2 separate regions of the Homo sapiens genome follow, and region 1 is linked to region 2. Evidence: chromatin loops called from intact Hi-C (ENCODE). Cell type or tissue: PC-9. All regions are shown on one strand. Links, peaks and the distances in the headings refer to the core of each region. The heading gives the core; the rest is flanking DNA. Region 1 has its middle 65 kb from the start of MAGI3. Region 2 has its middle 67 kb from the start of LRIG2.

What was found. Peaks named below come from ENCODE experiments on the same cell type or tissue, not always from the same donor. Only the 100,000 strongest peaks of a DNase experiment are listed, where the experiment ranks them.
Region 1: it touches region 2 in a loop (4-fold over the local background); 2 of 110 quality-filtered maps call a loop at or near these places.

Annotation. Positions count from the first base shown.
Region 1 is chr1:113,323,853-113,326,770 of GRCh38, forward strand. No RefSeq gene overlaps it. Among named protein-coding and RNA genes, the nearest start is that of MAGI3, 65 kb to the right of the region's middle. In PC-9, for the core only: no CTCF peak of the experiment used is centred there; a DNase peak (open chromatin) is centred at 1,379; H3K4me3 peaks cover 641 bases; H3K27ac peaks cover 2,217 bases.
Region 2 is chr1:113,138,715-113,141,626 of GRCh38, forward strand. No RefSeq gene overlaps it. Among named protein-coding and RNA genes, the nearest start is that of LRIG2, 67 kb to the left of the region's middle. RefSeq lists a cis regulatory region at 1,812-2,712 and an enhancer at 2,092-2,261. In PC-9, for the core only: CTCF peaks have their summits at 1,976 (motif pointing right) and 2,194; a DNase peak (open chromatin) is centred at 2,007; H3K27ac peaks cover 356 bases.

The sequences.
Region 1 (2,918 bases), core at 258-2,757, 180 kb after region 2:
ATCTTTGCTTTGTTCAGTTGTGTGTCCCAAGCATCTAGAGCAGGGCCTGGCACAAAGTAGGAGCTCAATAAACATTTATGAATGAGTGTGCGCTGAGATGACCTTTTTTTTTTTTTTTATTGAGAGGGAGCCTTGCTCTGTCACCCAGGCTAAAGTGCAGTGGTGTCATCTTGGCTCACTGCAGCCTCCGCCTCCCGGATTCCAGTGATTCACCTGCCTCAGCCTTCCAGGTAGCTGGGATTACATGCACGTGCCACCACACCCTGCTAATTTTTGTATTTTTAGTAGAGATGGGGTTTCACCATGTTGGCCAGGATGGTCTTGAACTCCTGACCTCAGGTGATCTGCCTGCATCGGCCTCCCAAAGTGCTGGGATTACAGGCATGAGGCACCGTGCCTGGCTGGAGATGACATTTTTTCATCTATCAGATTGATAAAAAAGGCTTATCTGTGAGAGTGTGAAGGAATAAACATTTACACATTGTTGGTGAGATCATAAATTGCTGTAAACATTTTAAAATGTAAGATTGAAAATAATTTCATATCCAGGAATTATGCTGCACAAGTACACTGAGATCTTAATTCAAAGATGTTCATTGCAGGATTCTTTGCAATAGCAAAATATTGAAAATAAACAAAATATCAATCCATAGGGAACTGGATAAATAAATTTTTATATATTCATAGAGTAGAACTATATGCATTGACATGGAAAGGTTTCCAGACCTAGAACCCTCGGATATAAATAGTACCTAGTACTATTTTAGAAACTTTAATAAACAATTTTTTCAGAAAGGTATTCACAAGTAAGTTTTTTGCAGTGGTTGCTTTGGGGAAGCGGGTAGGTTTGGGGTTGTGGAAGGGGGGAGATTTTTGCTTTCTCATTTTATGCCTTTCTATACTATTTTACTTTCTCCCGTATGTGTGTATTATTCATATTTGTAAAAACAAAGAAAATGAAATGAGTTGACTTTTATCCCCCTACTCTGTCGTCCAGACTGGAGTGCAGGGGTGTGATCACAGCTCACTACAGCCTCAACCTCCCAGTCGAGGGGATATTTCCACCTCAGCCTCCCAGTGCTGCTAATTTTGTCTTCTAAATATTTATTGACCTCACCCCTCCTCTCTATCCTCACTTTTTGCCCTGTTTAAGGCCAGCTGGGACTACAGGCCTATGCCACCATGCCCAGCTAATTTTTAAAATTATCTGTAGGGACAAAATTATTTGTAGAGACAAAATTATTTGTAGAGACAAAGTGTCGTTGCCCAGGCTGGTCTCAAACTCCTGGGCTGCAGCAATCCTCCTGTCCGGCTCTCCCAAAGTGCCGGGATTACAGGTGTGAGTCACACATGCTTGGCCATGAGTTGGCATTTTTACTAATCAAGTTAGCAAAGTGTTTTGGTTTTGTTTAGTTGTTTTTAATGATGATTTTCTGCAGGAAGAGATATTGTGAAATGGATAACCTTACAATACCAGTGGCATTATAAATTGTTGCAATCCTTTTTGAAAGAGGTTTGATAACATGTAACAAAAGGTTTTAAACATTTGTATATTTTGATACTGTAAACATTTTTAAGAAATCTATCTTAAGGAAATCTGTCCCATACATGGAAAGCACTTTATATATAAAGATATCAATGAAATTATTATTTTAAATATCCCAACATTAGAAACAAATATCCCATAAAATATGAATTAAAGCACATCCATAGACAGTCAATATTATCTATTTAAAATAATATTTACAAAGATTTTGTTACAAAATAAATACGTTTGAGGTGTAATGTTAAGAGAAAAAAATATCACACACTGTTAGACTTAGTGGACAGAATGATCACAACCATGTTAAAGGATCTTCTTAGAAAAATACTGACAGGAATGTTAATTAGTGGGTAGCAGAACTTTTTCTTATCCTAGCTTTCGATAATTTCCAAGTTTTCTAAAATAAGCATTTATTATTTTATATTGGAAAAATAACTATTCTGTAAAGAGGAAATGAGACATGCTTGGTATGATTTGTTCATAGTCAATGTGTTCTGAGGCTAAATTAATCCACCATTTTAATTTCTAAATGAAATGTTCATTTACTGTTTCCAAAAATTGGCTACAGCATTTTGCCAAGGACCAATCATCAAACTTGCCAATTTTTATTATCCAAAGACACTCATTACTCATCACCAAGTGCTGCTAATTTTGTCTTCTAAATATTTATTGACCTCACCCCTCCTCTCTATCCTCACTTTTTGCACTGGTTAAGGCCTTTATCCTGACCGCACCTCCAGCTTCATTCTGGTTTCCCTCCATTTCACCCTCCACTCTGCCATGAGAGCAGTCTTTTTACAACACTGTTATACCACATTATTCATTTACCAAAACCTTCCCATAGCTCTTATGGCCCCAGGGCCACAGGGTTCTTGGTGAACCTACCAGACTCTCCTGACCCAAGCCCTGTCTGCATCTCCCCATCTCTCTTCAGCTGAGAATACAGAGGTGCTCATGGTTCTCTGAGCTCACCCTGCCACTTTACAACTCCTTGGCTTTGTTCATACCATTGCTTCAATCTAGAACCTTCTTCATTTGCTAACTCTCTGCCTTCCCCATGCCTCAGGCCCAACATCTGCTCCTCCAGGAAGACTTCTCTGACCCACCAGGCTGGGTCACAAAAGTGAACAAACCAATACTGCTTGTTAGGTTTTCAGAGCATTTGCATATAGAATAACACATCTAGCCCTCGTAATAACCCCGTGAAAATGGCAAGAAACACATTATCCACATTTTACAGATAAGAAAGGTAAGATTCAGACAACATACTTGGTTGAAATCATGTGGCTCATAGGGCAGAGCCAGGACTGGTACCCCGGTAAACCTTGACCTTAAATACAACGTTTGGTTTTTGTTTTGTTTTATTTCCTTTCGT
Region 2 (2,912 bases), core at 413-2,912:
CAAAGAGCCTGTCTGGCTTAAATGAAGAGAATGAAGTAGGAAACAGTCAAGAGAAACCTTTTTGTTTGATTGAGAAGTTTTGACCCTCCCAGAAAGTATATAGTGTTAACTGACCAACAATGAGCATCATTCCTGAATGAGGGTTGTCCTTGGCCCACTGATTCCACCTATAGTGTAGTTCCAGTGGTTGTGTAGGAATTCATGCAACAATCTATGGCAAACTGAATTACTTCTCAGATAATTTTCTTTAGGACTTAGTATGTTGGCTTCATGCCAAGGGGAATGGCAGTATTGGGAAAACTGCAGATGTTCTGGAAGCAGAGCACTTGAGTTCAAATCTTGACTACTCCTCTTACAGGCAAATTACTAAATTTCTTTTAGCCTCTGTTTCCTTCTCTGCATGACAGCAATGATAGTACTTACTTCACAAGATTACTGTGAGCACCAAGTGGAATCATTTCTGCTGGAGAGAAGGAAACACTTCAGTTTTTAGAAGTCTAACTTATTTGGGTGGATGGGTAAAGGAAATGGCAATTTCATTTCCTCTGGGCCCTTTGGCCGATCAATGGACTGAACTTTATCCTTGGGGAACAGCTGTGGCTTTTTCATAAATTCAAACATCAGTCTAATTTTCCCAAGGTTCCTCCAGGTTTACTCTAAAGGGAGCCCCTTCTTTGAATTGTTGTTGGTCTGAAGAGGGACCAGCAGCTGCTTGCCTGCAAAAATGTATTGCAGCCTCTGTGGGCATTCCCTGGACACTGCACACACTGCTATCCCCAAGCAGTCACAAACTAGGATGCTTTGATAATGAGAGTTTGAATATTTTATGTATCTTGTTTTCCAATTATACTTAAGAATTCAATAAGCTGAGTAGTGGGAAGCTGAATTACTAGACTGGCAAAGGAATGAACAGAAAAACCTAAAAAATTTAAAAAGAGGATTAAGAAAACTGTCCTTGCTCAGTTTGGGAGCCTGGCTTACTTTTCTTAGTACTCTGCTGTTCCTGATACTGTTCAAGCTGGGGCACTGAAGATCTGGAACCATGTAGCTTGGATTTTCTTCAGACCAAAATACCTCGATGCTCATTTTTTTTTCTTTTTTTTTTTTTTTTTTGAGACAGAGTCTCACTCTGATGCCCAGGCTGGAGTGCAGTGGTGCGATCTTGGCTCACTGTAGCTTCTGCCTCCCGGGTTCAAGTGATTCTCGTGCCTCACCCTCCCAAGTAGCTGGGATTACAGGCACCTGTCACCACATCCGGCTCATTTTTGTATTTTTAGTAGACAGACGGAGTTTTGCCATGTTGGCCAGGCTAGTTTTGAGCTCCTGACCTCAGGTGATCTGCCCGCTTTGGCCTACCAAAGTGCTGGGATTACAGGCGTTGAGCCACCATGCCCGGCCTTGATGCTCATTTTGAACTATCAACTTACCTTCGATGCCTTTGTAGACTCATCCAACTACTTCCCAATAAATGGTCCAGGATTAATGGGTATTCATGTTCAGTGTAGGGCATCTAATTCCAGAAATGTAAGCCAAATTAGCAAACTCTCCTAAAAAGGACATCCTATCTTCTGCTGAGCTGTCTTCCCAAGCTAGCCAACGTGTCTGAATTTGGGCATGAAAGAAGAGGAGCAGATGGGCTGGGGTCTGACATGCAGGGCAAACTGGAGGGTTTTCTTGGCATATTTGTTCTTCAAATCTAGACTTTAGAATATGTGAGAAACAGTGACATTCTCACATTGGTCCCAAGCCATGGAGGAAATCCTGCCCCATTGAGAAGTGGAGACATTTCAGCCCTTGCATATCTCATCAGCAAACCACAGGGTTGGTGAAGGGACTGATGGAGTCCTTTTAAAGGTCTTGTGCCATTTTCTTGCCTTTTTATCTTTTTGTTCAAAGATAACTCTTGTTTTGTTTTCTATCTTGAGGCAAAATTGAAAACTTGGCCTACACATTGGTTTGGGCTAGAACTGGCCTCTAGGTGGCGATTCAGTACAGAGAATGGTGGTGGCTGGCGTCACCTCGAGCCACCATTTCTCAGAGATACCATTATATAAGGGGATTCATGAGAAATCGGGCATCACAATAGAGGGACAGCTTGGCCTTTGTCACTTTTCAAGCTGGGATCCTGAAGAGGTTGGGGTGCATGGGGAGCAGCGAAAGCACCTAGTCTCAAGCAACATAACACGAGTTTAAGGCCCCCACTAGGACGGAGTCCAGAGTAGTCTGGCAACGGTTGCAAGGTTTGGACTTGGCCTGCTAGGAGAGTGAGCCCTGAGCTTCAGGCTTGGTTCCCTCACTCCTGTGAGGCCTCACTCAGGCTCACAGCCCCTGATGGAGCACTCAGCTTGGCGGCTGCCTGCCCGAGGTCTCCAGAAAAGGCAGCCAGCTCCTAGTTGAAGTCCTCCCACTTTACTTCCCCTTCCTTCCCCCTGCCACTCCCTCTCTTCTCCTTCACCCCTCCTTCCCTTCTGCCTCCCGTTCCCTCTGCTTCCTCCTTCTTCCCCCTCTTCCCCACCTCCTCACACACCCCATTCTCACCTTCTGCTATTTACAAAGCCCTTTCCCCTGTATGATCTCATTTGCTGCTCACAGACTCCTAGGGAAGAGGGACAGGTTGAGCCCTCCCTCACTCCCTGGCACACTTTGAGGACACAGTGCGGAAGTGCTTATAAAGATCCCGTTATCTGACTGTCACCACCAGCAAATAGTGAGTACCTTAGGGCAACTATTGAATTCAAATTAGTGCATGTTGCTTGGCATGGAGGAGGTCTCAAAATTATTTACTGAATGAATAAATATTTATAGTTGCAAAGAACTGAATCAAGGGACAGTAGGTGGTAGAGTCCATTCTAGAAGTTAGGCTTCATACTTGTAGGACCTACGACATTGCTGCACTAGGTACTAAATATGTC